Regions from separate parts of the Homo sapiens genome. Here regions 2 and 3 are each linked to region 1. The links are chromatin contacts, found by Hi-C or POLR2A ChIA-PET in ENCODE. All regions are on one chromosome and are shown on one strand. Each heading gives the region's core, a stretch centred on a gene start or an enhancer-like site at or near the end of the contact. The rest is flanking DNA. Distances are from core to core; before and after follow the strand shown. Region 1 has its middle 200 kb from the start of SORL1-AS1. Region 2 overlaps LOC107984402 (a long non-coding RNA gene). Region 3 overlaps LOC107984402 (a long non-coding RNA gene).

Region 1 (3,546 bases), core at 1,047-3,546:
ACAGCCATCCATATATACATACATATATATATATATATATATATATATTTTTTTTTTTTAATATTTTGTATCTGAGGCCAATTGAATCCATGGATGAAGGACCCATGGATACAGAGAGCCGACTGTAAGAGGAATTTCTTATAGGCAACAGCAACACACGTTGTGGCTGATAGAGGGTTTCATTAAACAGGGAAAAGAAGTGACTGGCTCTGTCATTAATGGGTTCAAAGATTGAGGAAAAGCCTCAATCATTGCTGAGGAGCAAGGAGGTCTTATACAGAAATTCCATACTTGGACTTGAATTTGTGTGACCTTGGCTGAGCCGCTTAACTCTTAGGAACCTCATCTGTAAATCAAGGGAATTTGGGTTAGAAATGCAGTGATTTTTAAATTTTGTTTTTTAGCTTCTAGCTGTACATTACAACCACCTGGGCAGGGAGTAAAATCATGACCCCTATCCCCAACCCCTTTTCATTGTGATTTCAGCAGCTCTGGGGGTAGGGTCCAGGCAATTCTTAAGTACGCAAGACTGAGAATTTCTGGATTATAGCATGTCCAAAAACTGATTCTCAGAAGGGAATAAAGTAAATGAAGCAATGGAAAGGAATACTGGAATTCCTTAGCCATTCTACGCACACAGGCCTCGAACCATTGTACTCACCTGAATGCCTAATTTGCCTATTTCCCTCCAAGGCCAAGTCCCCTCTAGGATCAGGGTGAGGCTCCCGCCAAGACAATCAGCACTTTCCCAACAATCTGCAGGGACACATGTAGTTTTCAGACTGAAAGGAGGATAGCAGGAAGTCTGGGTCCCTAAACACTCTGGAGGTATTGGAACAGATGTGTGGAGGTCCCACCATCTTTCCTACGCCTCCTCCACACAGTGGGGTGGCCCCTGCAGCAGGTAAGTGATGAGCGAGGCCCCAACCACATCTAACAAGATGGCCACTCTGTCTGCCTGGCTGGCTGATGCCAGCACCAGCCGCTAGCTCCCGACATGCAGGACTTAAAGCATCTGCCAGACTGGTGCCAGCTTTTGATCAGTACCATGTTGAGCCAGAGACCTGCAGGGAAACGGTCAGGCTCCCTGTAGTCGACTAGCAGGAATCTTACTGAAGAATTTGAGCACAGATTTAAAAGTGAGGTGCAGGCAGGGGGAAGGGGTGTGGGGGACTGCTTGACAGAGGCTGTCTTTTCAAGGCCAGGTTATTCCATCTCTGCTAAGGGAAGAGACACCCTTTCCTGGCTGGTGGTTGGAGCAGGATTTCTGGGCTCCCTTTGCACATTTTGCTGCTCTGCCCTGGGGGTCAGAGGGAGTCTTTTAGCCTCAGCTCATGCATCTGTAATACCCTGAGACCACCGGGATGGGTCCCTAGTCTCCCCCGTGTCCAGCTCCACGGTGTTGCAGTAAAACCACAGCAGGGCCGTTTACAAGACACTTGACGACTCCAGCCAGTCCACTCGCCAGAGGGCCTGCAGGAGGGCTCCTGTCTTCTAAACGAGTCCTCTGCGGCCTAGGCTGCTGTCCTTAGGAAACCCAGTCTACATCCTTGGCAGACATTCAGAGTGCCCCTAAAAGCTGTGTGCTAAGATGGGGAGCCCCCTCCTCCACTGCCCCCTTCCTGGGACACCAAGCCAAGTGTTAAGCAGAGGCCCAGCCCCAGAAACAACGCGTTTTGTGTCTGACAATAGCAGCCTACGTGACTTGAAGGACTCTGCTGTTGGTAAACCAAATGCACGCCAGTTTTGCTTATTTGCTCTAACCTTCAAAGAACCTAGAGGTCCCTTTCTAGTTCAACAAATAAATCCAGTTCCACTCTAGCGGGCCTCCTGGACAAAGTTCCATTGTTACGCCTTCCCTGAATGTCCACTGCTCGCTCCCTCTCAGGCACCCTAGCCCCACGCCTGTTCACCCTTCTTTCGTTTTGGGATAAATCAGCCTCCTTTTTTTGTTTTGTTTTGTTTTGCTTTAATTCTTTCAAAGGGTAAGGAATGTTGACACCCCCGAAACATGCCTCTGATGTCTGGGTAGACTTCAGACGGCTGTATTTGAACGTGCGCTGACGCAGTCGGGCAGATTGGGTTAAACCAAATATTACAATTGCAAGAACTCATCTGGAACTAATAATTTTGAGGCCACCGAAAGTAAAAGGGCCCTGCTTTGGGGCTGGCCAGCGGCAGAGGCCAGCTCGGGCCAATGCTGCCACCTGCCGAGGGCGCCGGGAACAGGGTGCGCCGCCGCGGCCTTCCTGTTTTGCTCTGGCCCCGCTCACCGGCTCCCACGCAGACAGGTTCGCCAGCCAGCCAGACCAGGGCTATTTTAAAAGGCTAGCGCCTCTTCCCAGCCCTTGGTGTAAAGATAGCTAGTCTGGCTGTCCCGTGTCTTCGCTGAAAAAAAGACAACTTCCCAATTATAGAGCCGGGGCTGGCTACAAAGGCAGTTGCAGTTGGAGTCCGATTAAACACGTGCCGGGTGGATTACACAGATCATGTGTCAGTGGCTCGCCTAGGAGGAAGGCTCGTTTAAGTTCAGGATTTTTATTTTGCGGGGGATGATGGGGACGTACAACTCTGGGTTATGTCGGCGCATTGCTGAACTGCGAGTCACATGCCAGATCCAGAAATGATGAAAACATCTGTTTTTGCTTTAGACCAGCGAGGCTCTGGCGGTGGGGAGGGGCGCGAGAGGGACGGGAATGGCTTTGCTCACCAGCACCATCTGCTGAGCCTGCTGTGGAAACGCGTGCGTCCCCAGCACAATGCAGGTTGCCACTCGCCCCGGGAAGGGGGAGATCAACAGGTGGGGGTCTCTGCCCGGGCGATCACTCTCCATGGAGGACAGCCCCGATTGTGCCCTGGGGACTGTGCAATCCCGTATTGTCTCGGAGTGTTCACAACAAAGAGCTTTGTCCCTGAGGACTGCCCGAGGGCAGAGGAGGAGGAGAGAGAAGCAGCAAATGAATTCCCAGGTTGGGAAGGAAGGAGGTAAAGGGGGAGGGGAGTAGCTCCTTAGTGGTTTGCAGACAGTAAAAATTTGCTGTTCTTTCTGGCTGAAATCTACCAGAACAAAGGAACCACGTCTCTATGAAAACTCCCAGCTGCACTTCCCCCCACCGTCCCTCTTGCCTGCGATGGTAGCTTTTGCTCGGCATGTCTGAGAATGTTCCAGTATTCACAGAGACCTTTCTGGTCTCTATGACCAAAGTATTCACAGAGACCTTTCTGGTCAGGCAGGGCTTGACCAGCCCTTCAACGTGCAATCCTCCCAGCTTCAAGAACCCAGCAATGGGATGGTTCTGAATCGGAGCCATACTGACAGCCAAGCCAACGGCATTCTTTCGATGTACAGCAAATATTTACTGCCTGCCTGCTAGGTGCCCGGAACTCACTCAGCATAACTATTTGTCATACAGCTTAAAAAACAATACAAATATGTCAGAGAAAAATGTATGTTTAGTGTCAAGTGCGTGTTTGAGACAATGACAGCTCTGAGTTGAGAAGCAAGGCGAGGATTGCAGACCTCGAATCTACCTTTCCTCAGTATTT
Region 2 (3,933 bases), core at 430-2,929, 230 kb before region 1:
AAATTTTTTTGGTCACAGTTATAGAGTGCTATGGTGCTATGTATATAAATATGTATAATACCGAATGTGTCACAAATAGAAGTGAATTTTTCTTTTTTATTAAGTTGGCCATCACCCTTAATAAAGATGTTTTTGCAATATAAGCTAAGATATTTTGCTCCAATGCATGAGTGTCTTATAAATTAAAGTGCAGAACACACAGTTAATTGTGCAAAACATACAGATGTCTGCTCTGATCAGTCTGCTTTAGAATTCTGTCAGGGGTTTGTGATTGTTTGAAAGGGAAGTGTTCCCTGAGAAGGAGAAGTCAATGTGGAGGGCAAGAGGTGAGAGTCTCTCCCTCTGAGTGTCAGAGGGTTCAGTGATTGGCGGAAGTAAGCGTCCAGCCTCCTCCATTCTGTCCTGGCACTGTTACTGCACACTGTGACCTTGCTCAAGCATTAACCCCTTGTCTTTTCTTGTTGGTTTCTTGGAGAACAATCACACTGCACCAGCCTTACTGACTGCAAGTTATTTCTTCAAAAAAGTCATCCGCCTTTGTGCAAATCCAAATGCTTTTTATTATAAACAACCCTCTCTTTTTCCTTTTTTCCCCCTGACAATAATGCATGTCTTCCTCAGCATGCCATTTTCAAAACCTTTGACATTTCACTGCACCTCATCATTGCCTTCATTGTGGATCGTGCCAATTTGTCAGTTTTAATCTGTCTAAAAACCTGCATCTGCCAGCATAAACCTTTTTATTTCTTATATGTTGATACAAAGATTTCACACATTGATTTTTGTGTAGCTCTGATTTCATGCAAGCTAAGCAAACAGTGACAGGTTGGTACTTGGGGTAATGAATGCTCAATCAGATTAATACAAATCAATGGCATTGGCAAGTTTTGGATGAGGCGCAGGGAGTAGGGTCTGGACAGCATGTGCTGCCAGAACAAAACAGATGGTCAGAAGCTGACACTCTTACCTCTTTATCTTGATGGACTCATTAGCGGATTTCTCTCCTTTGGGTCTCATTTGAGTTTCTTGGCTTTAAATGGCACCCCATAGATTGCCTACCATCCTGGAAAACTACTGACATACCCTTCTTGTGACCTGGCACAGAGAATATTCTAGTGCCCAGGGTCTGTTTAGCAGCCTGGAAGGCCAGGACTTAGGTAAATGGGTGCTGGAGCCACTGTTATCCAATAGGACTACAGGATCCAAAGAGTTAATGTTCCTTTTAAGAACCTACTTTTCTAAAAACTACCATTTTTTGAGTGCTGAGTCCTGAACCCGGCAAATTATTTTATTTAATCCTCACAAGAAGTCTGAAAGGTAGATTCTATTATTATTGTTGCTCTTGTTTTTATTATTGTTATTTTATAGGTGAGAAACTCAGGATTAAGCAATTTGTCCAAGAGGGCACAGCGGGTGAGTGGAAAAGGCACAGTTTGGCTCTGGGTCTGTAGGACTCTGAAGCCTTGTGGTTAGCTACTGGTGTAACCCGGCATCGACTTTTCCCCGGGTCTCATATGCAAGGGCAGATGGCTACGCCTTCAGGCAGCTTTTTCAGTCCTGGACTGATTCCTACACATGGTTCCTTCTTTTCTTCCTGCAGGCCTCAGAGGCTGTCAGCTGTCTCTTTCCTCCCTTTTTAAAACATACCTCTATCCAAGGCTGGCAGAGGGCCAGGGCATCGTCTCCTTGGCTCGGCCTCTGCTACTCTTGCTCCAAAGGGAGCACCATCCCAGGAAAAAGATAACGAGAGCCAAGAGGTTTCAGTCTCCCTCAGATTTTTATAGCCATTGATCTAGCAAATAGAGATCCTGACTTCCTATTTTTAAATTTTTATTGTTTTTAGTGATTTCCTTTCTAGATGGTGTCTTGAGCTCTCTGTTAATTGACTTGGCTGCTTATACTGCATGAGAGCTGAGAGTGATACAGCTTGAAAGAATTGCTAAGATGTGAGATTCTTAGGCCTGGCCTAAACCTCCTTTATAATCTTTGCCCCAAGAATGAGTTACTTCTGCATTTCTTCATTTCTTTGCATCTGTTCAGCTTCTCCAAGAACACTTCTATTCCAGGCATGGGGCTTCAAACTTCAGCTTTGCAGATGCTTTCCCATACTCAGAGCAATCTCCTCGGCCCCAGATGCCAATGTCCTGTATTCTGCTGGTTTGCCAGCAGATGCCAACCCTGCCTCTACCTGCCTTTACTGTCCGCGATTAATTAGGAAACATCCTTTTCCACAAACTCAGCCTCTGAGCTTTGCCACCTTGTTTCACAGTCACCCTTCAAACTTCTTTAAAAAAAAATATTTCTCTATCTAGAATTCTTCGACATTGTTTTCCTGGTTTCCCAAACTCTGTGGTTTCTCCTCTAACTTATTTTTCCACCACTGCTGAAAGTGTAAACCCCTGCTCAGTCCTTTCTTTCTGCTCTTCAGCTTTTACATTACCTGCCCTCAAGAGTTTATCCAGGCTCATGGTTTCAACTACCATTGCAATAATGATTCACACATTTCCAAACCTAGGAACTCTCTGCTCTCTTCTTAATTCCAAATAGCTTCCTATGGGAAATTTCTATGCAAAGATTCTACCATTATCTCAACTTACTGTGCCTAAACTTCCCATTTCTCTCCTTCCCATTCTTCCAGGCTCACTGGTTTCAGCTTAAACGTGTTCTCTCCCATTAAATTTACTCATTTATCCATTTATTCATCCATCCACTCAGTTATTCATTCACTCATTCAGTAAACATTTATGAAGCTCCTATTCTGTCATGTTCTGGGCAAAGCACTGAAGATACAAAAGTAAATGGCATATCCTGAATTTCTAATGTTGAAGATCCTCCATCAATCAACGTCATTCCCTATACAACCTTTCTTCTTATGGTTTCCAACCACACTAAGGGCTTCAGTCAAACTGGTCTCCTATCCTTCACACAAACATGTCCTTTCCTTACCTTTACGCCTTTGTTGTTGTTTTTCCCACCTAGAATAACTTTCTCCAATCTTTTGCCATCTAAAATCAACATCTCATAGGATTTTGTCATTCAATGGTTCCTTTCTTCTGTTGTGATCACAGGCAGTAGGAGGGCATGGTAGAGAATGTTTTAGTAACAGAAGTCTTAGAATCCTTTACCAAAGTTGTCATAAGCAAGCGTGTATTTTGTCAGTAAGAATAATATTGATTCTTTCATTTACTCATTCATCTAATCATTCACTTCTGAGCTCTGTGGAAAAAGGCATGAGCTTCCCGAGTATATAAGGCCAGTGCCTGGGTGACTGTCCATGCCACTGCTCACCATGGACCCTGGGTATGACTCAGGGTCTTAAGCCAACCACACACAACTCCCACTTCACAGCCAACTGCAGAGAAGTGGGACAGGCAAAGGATGTGTTACAGACTTTGGCCCAAGCCAAGATGTTTGTAAACTAAGTGCTGGGAAAGAAAGTTGGGAGGCACAAAAGAAATATAGTTATTCTCCCAGCTTTGAAAAACTCTTACATGGCCTTTGAGAGATTGAATGAGTGCAGAAGCCTCAATCCGTTCGTTTTTTAAAAAATTTGATGCATACTGAGTGCCTACTAAGTGCCATTCACTCTGCTAAGTTCTAGGGATACCATGGTGAGTAATAACTGCAGAAAAGCTACAACACAAGCAGAACTCAGCTCTTTCCCAAACAGATCCCTCTTCCCAGAGCCTTCTCTCTAGGCCTTTTAACATTCTGATGTAAAGGCAATCCCATTCTACACAGATGGATATGCTGAGACCTAGTATAACTGACTTTTCAAGTTCACATTGGGAGTTAAACACTATCAGAATAAGAATCTTGAGCTGTAGGATTTTTCATGGGTATTGCCTCCCTCCTTCTCATTCTGTCCCATGTCACATCCTCAGGTGAGTGGAGCTGGGTGCTGGGGTATGGTCACAAGGGTCTTTGGTGTTG
Region 3 (3,791 bases), core at 776-3,275, 250 kb before region 1:
TGGGACCACACTGATGACCTCGTTTTAACTGAATTACCTCTTTGAAGACCCTGTCTCCAAATACAGTGACATTCTGAAGTATCGGAGGTTAGGATTTCAACGTGTGTATTTTGGGAAGACACAATTCAGCCCCAAATAGGCCATTATATTTCAGGATCTTGGAAGAAATAGGTTAGAAAGATAGGTACAAATCAGATCGTAAAGAGCCTTGAAGGTTGGAGTAAGGAGTATGGACTTTTTCCTAAACTAATGGACAACAGAAGGGTTTTCAGCAAGAGTGGGCTTTGATCAATAAACATACGTGTGCATGTCTTTATAGCAGCATGATTTATAGTCCTTTGGGTATATACCCAGTAACGGGATGGCTGGGTCAAATGGTATTTCTAGTTCTAGATCCCTGAGGAATCGCCACACTGACTTCCACAAGGGTTGAACTAGTTTACAGTCCCACCAACAGTGTAAAAGTGTTCCTATTTCTCCACATCCTCTCCAGCACCTGTTGTTTCCTGACTTTTTAACGATCGCCATTCTAACTGGTGTGAGATGGTATCTCATTGTGGTTTTGATTTGCATTTCTCTGATGGACAGTGATGGTGAGCATTTTTTCATGTGTTTTTTGGCTGCATAAATGTCTTCTTTTGAGAAGTGTCTGTTCATGTCCTTCGCCCACTTTTTGATGGGGTTGTTTGTTTTTTTCTTGTAAATTTGTTTGAGTTCATTGTAGATTCTGGATATTAGCCCTTTGTCAGATGAGTAGGTTGCGAAAATTTTCTCCCATTTTGTAGGTTGCCTGTTCACTCTGATGGAAGTTTCTTTTGCTGTGCAGAAGCTCTTGAGTTTAATTAGATTCCATTTGTCAATTTTGGCTTTTGTTGCCATTGATCAGATGCATGTCTAAGAGGACTGTGTGAGGTCCATAGCCAGGACCAAGCAGAGCCTGGAGGTATTAAGGTCATTCAGGAGTCTATTGCAGTGAGACAAGAGAAAGACAAGGAAGGTCAGAGATCACAAATTTGAGAGACATTTTGTTCATAGAATTGAGAGGATGTGGATAGGAAACCTGCAGACTATCAGGTTTCTGGCCTGGTTGGCTGAGGAAGGTGTCAGAAATGAAAATCAAGAACACATGTTGAATTTGAGGTATTTAATAGTACAGAATATCTAGGTGAATCATTCAGGAAACATGCATCTACAATCGAGGAGCTGGGTGCAGTGGCTCATGCCTGTAATCCCAGCACTTTGGGAGGCTGAGGCAGGTGGATCATCTGAGGTCAGGAGTTTGAGACCAGCATGGCCAATATGGTAAAACCACGACTCTACTAAAAATACAAAAATTAGCCAGGTGTGATGGCATGTGCCTGTAACCCCAGCTACCTGGGAGGCTGAGGCAGAGAATCACTTGACTCCAGGAGGCAGAGGTTGCCGTGAGCCGAGATCGTGCCACTGCATTCCAGCCTGGGTGACACAGTGAAACTGTCTCAAAAAAAAAAAAAAAAAAAAAAAAATCCAGGAGGGAAAACTAAGTTGAAAATATAGCACACAAATGATAGTTGAGGTCAGAGTTGAGGCCAGCCTGGGAGCATAGGCCAAGAAAAAAAAGATATGCAAAAGAGCGTCCAGGTGTGTTGGCTCATGCCTGTAATCCCAGTACTTTAGGAGGCTGAGGAGGGCAGATCACGAGGTCAGGAGTTCAAGGCCACCATGGCCAACATAGTGAAACCCCCATATCTACTAAAAATACAAAAATTAGACTGACATGGTGGCACGTGCCTGTAGTCCCAGCTACTCAGGAGGCTGACGCAGAAGAATCACTTGTACCAGGGAGGCGAGGTTGTGGTGAGCTGAGATTGTGCCACTGCACTCTAGCCTGGGCAACAGAGCAAGACTCCGCCTCAAAAAAAAAAAAAAAGGTATTCAAAAGAGGAACCGGAGAGAAGTGCAGCACTTAAGGGGTGGGTGGAAGGGAAGACAAGTCAGAGACAGAGGGGGAAAAACAGAAAAGAGCCGTGCCACAAAAAGAACAGAAATCAGCTTCAAAAAAGAGGAAGGCACAAGGTCAATCAAAAAAGCAGAGTAAGAATTTAAGAGAGACTGCTGAAGTTGGCCTCCAAAAGAGAAGTTTTAGTGGAAGAGTAGAGACAGGAGCCTGACTGCAGCAGGTCTGGGAGTGAGGGGAGGTTTCATGGTGGGAAGATGAAATGTAGACCATTTCTGGAAGCCTGGCTGTAAAAAGAGGAAGGAGCTAGGAGGTGTTGAGGGGAAGTTTTTGGTTACTGTCCCAGTCTGGTTTTCATACCCACAGATTTCCAGATGAAAATCTCCATTCTACACCTTGTACCAGAATGACAAGCTGTGCAGAACATTTCACTATTTTGCTCCATAGCTCTGCTTCATGCCCCTACAGTGGAGTGTTCATACTTCTGTCTCAGGATCTACATGTTATTTGTTTGTTTGTTTGTTTGTTTTTGAGACAGAGTTTCTCTCTTGTTGCCCAGGCTGGAGTGCAATGGTACAATCTCGGCTCACTGCAACCTCCGCCTCTTGGGTTCAAGCGATTCTTCTGCCTCGGCCTCCCAAGTAGCTGGGATTACAGATGTGTGCCACCACACCCAGCTAATTTTTTGTATTTAGTAGAGATGGGGTTTCACCGTGTTGGTCAGGCTGGTCTCAAACTCCTGACTTCAGGTGATCCACCCACCTCAGCCTCCCAAAGTGCTAGGATTACAGGTGTGAGCCACTGTGCCCAGCCTGAATCTATACACACGGTTCTTGTTCACAGCCTTGTCCTTCAGTGTTATATCATAAACCCCTCAAGGGCAGGAATCACATCTCATTCATCTTTATACTTCCTACATTGTATGTTTAAAAGTGTATAGAGAAGGAAAGAATAAAGGGAGGGAGGAATAAAAGAGTTACTACTGAGAATTTATCCTGGGCAAAGTGTTATGCTAAGTATTTTTCTTAATCTAATCTTTATACCAAACCTGTGATAGAGTAACTATTATTATCTCCATTTCACAGCTGAAGAAACTGAGGCCCTGATATAATAAAGTGACCTGCCTGAGGCCATGTAGTTAGTAAACAGCTGAGTGTGCATCTGAACTCAGGCATTCAGAATCAAAAGTCCATAGTCTTAGCTGTGTAAAAATCAACTCCATTATTGTAACAATTTTATGTGTCAATCTGATTGGGCCTCAAGGTGCTCAGTTGGATATTTGGTCAAACATTATTCTGGATGTGTCTGTGCAGATGTTTTTGGATGAAGTTAACACTTGATTCCCTAGAATAAGTAAAGCAGATAGTCCTCCCTAAAGCAGATGTGTCTCATTCAATCAGTTGAGGCCTGGATTGATCAAAAGGCTGACTCTCTCATGAGTAAGATGCAATTGCCCCTGCATGAGCTTTGAGCTGGGGCATTAGTCTTCCCTGACCTTCAGGCTCAAACTGAAATATTGACTTTTATGGGGTCTTGAGCCCACGGCTTTTAGGATGCAGCTTATACCATTAGCTATCCTGGGTCTCAGGACTTGGGACTAAGACTGGACTACACATTGTCTCTCCTGGGTCTCCAGCTTACCAACTGCAGATCTGAGGACTTGTCAGCCTGCATAATCATGTGAGTCAATTTTGTATAATAAATCTATTTCTCTATATACATCCTGCTCTCTAGGGAACCCTTACTAATGCAAGTATTTTGAAAATTTGACCTATATGACAGGATATACTGGAAATAGTTTGAAATATTTATTTCCTAAAAGAAAAAGAGCAAAAGCCAAGAAGAGTTACATTTG

The links. A loop is a pair of places that touch in the nucleus more often than their neighbours do. ChIA-PET counts read pairs that join two places held with the same protein, here RNA polymerase II (POLR2A). Pooled maps may share reads with other maps.
Region 2: a map with no recorded cell type shows a loop between it and region 1 (3-fold over the local background). The contact joins two enhancer-like sites. A Hi-C loop is called at or near these places in 8 of 168 maps with a recorded cell type or tissue (PC-3, PC-9, Right ventricle myocardium inferior and 5 more), 4 of 37 single-sample maps with no recorded cell type and 11 of 50 pooled maps.
Region 3: a pooled map shows a loop between it and region 1 (3-fold over the local background). The contact joins two enhancer-like sites. A Hi-C loop is called at or near these places in 4 of 168 maps with a recorded cell type or tissue (PC-3, PC-9, Right ventricle myocardium inferior and 1 more) and 7 of 50 pooled maps. POLR2A ChIA-PET finds 5 or more read pairs at or near these places in 1 of 52 experiments (activated CD4-positive, alpha-beta memory T cell).

What each region holds. Positions count from the first base shown.
Region 1 is chr11:121,654,826-121,658,371 of GRCh38, reverse strand. No RefSeq gene overlaps it. Among named protein-coding and RNA genes, the nearest start is that of SORL1-AS1, 200 kb to the right of the region's middle. RefSeq lists an enhancer at 2,326-2,535. Within about 2 kb of position 2,296, at least 35 of the 41 ENCODE cell types and tissues checked have a DNase peak (open chromatin) inside an H3K27ac peak, as active enhancers do; they include heart left ventricle and heart right ventricle, where a contact is called at or near this core.
Region 2 is chr11:121,884,194-121,888,126 of GRCh38, reverse strand. All of the region lies in intron 2 of LOC107984402 (a long non-coding RNA gene), which reads right to left. Among named protein-coding and RNA genes, the nearest start is that of MIR125B1, 210 kb to the left of the region's middle. Within about 2 kb of position 1,679, at least 7 of the 41 ENCODE cell types and tissues checked have a DNase peak (open chromatin) inside an H3K27ac peak, as active enhancers do; they include heart left ventricle and heart right ventricle, where a contact is called at or near this core.
Region 3 is chr11:121,902,490-121,906,280 of GRCh38, reverse strand. All of the region lies in intron 2 of LOC107984402 (a long non-coding RNA gene), which reads right to left. Among named protein-coding and RNA genes, the nearest start is that of MIR125B1, 200 kb to the left of the region's middle. Within about 2 kb of position 2,025, at least 2 of the 41 ENCODE cell types and tissues checked have a DNase peak (open chromatin) inside an H3K27ac peak, as active enhancers do.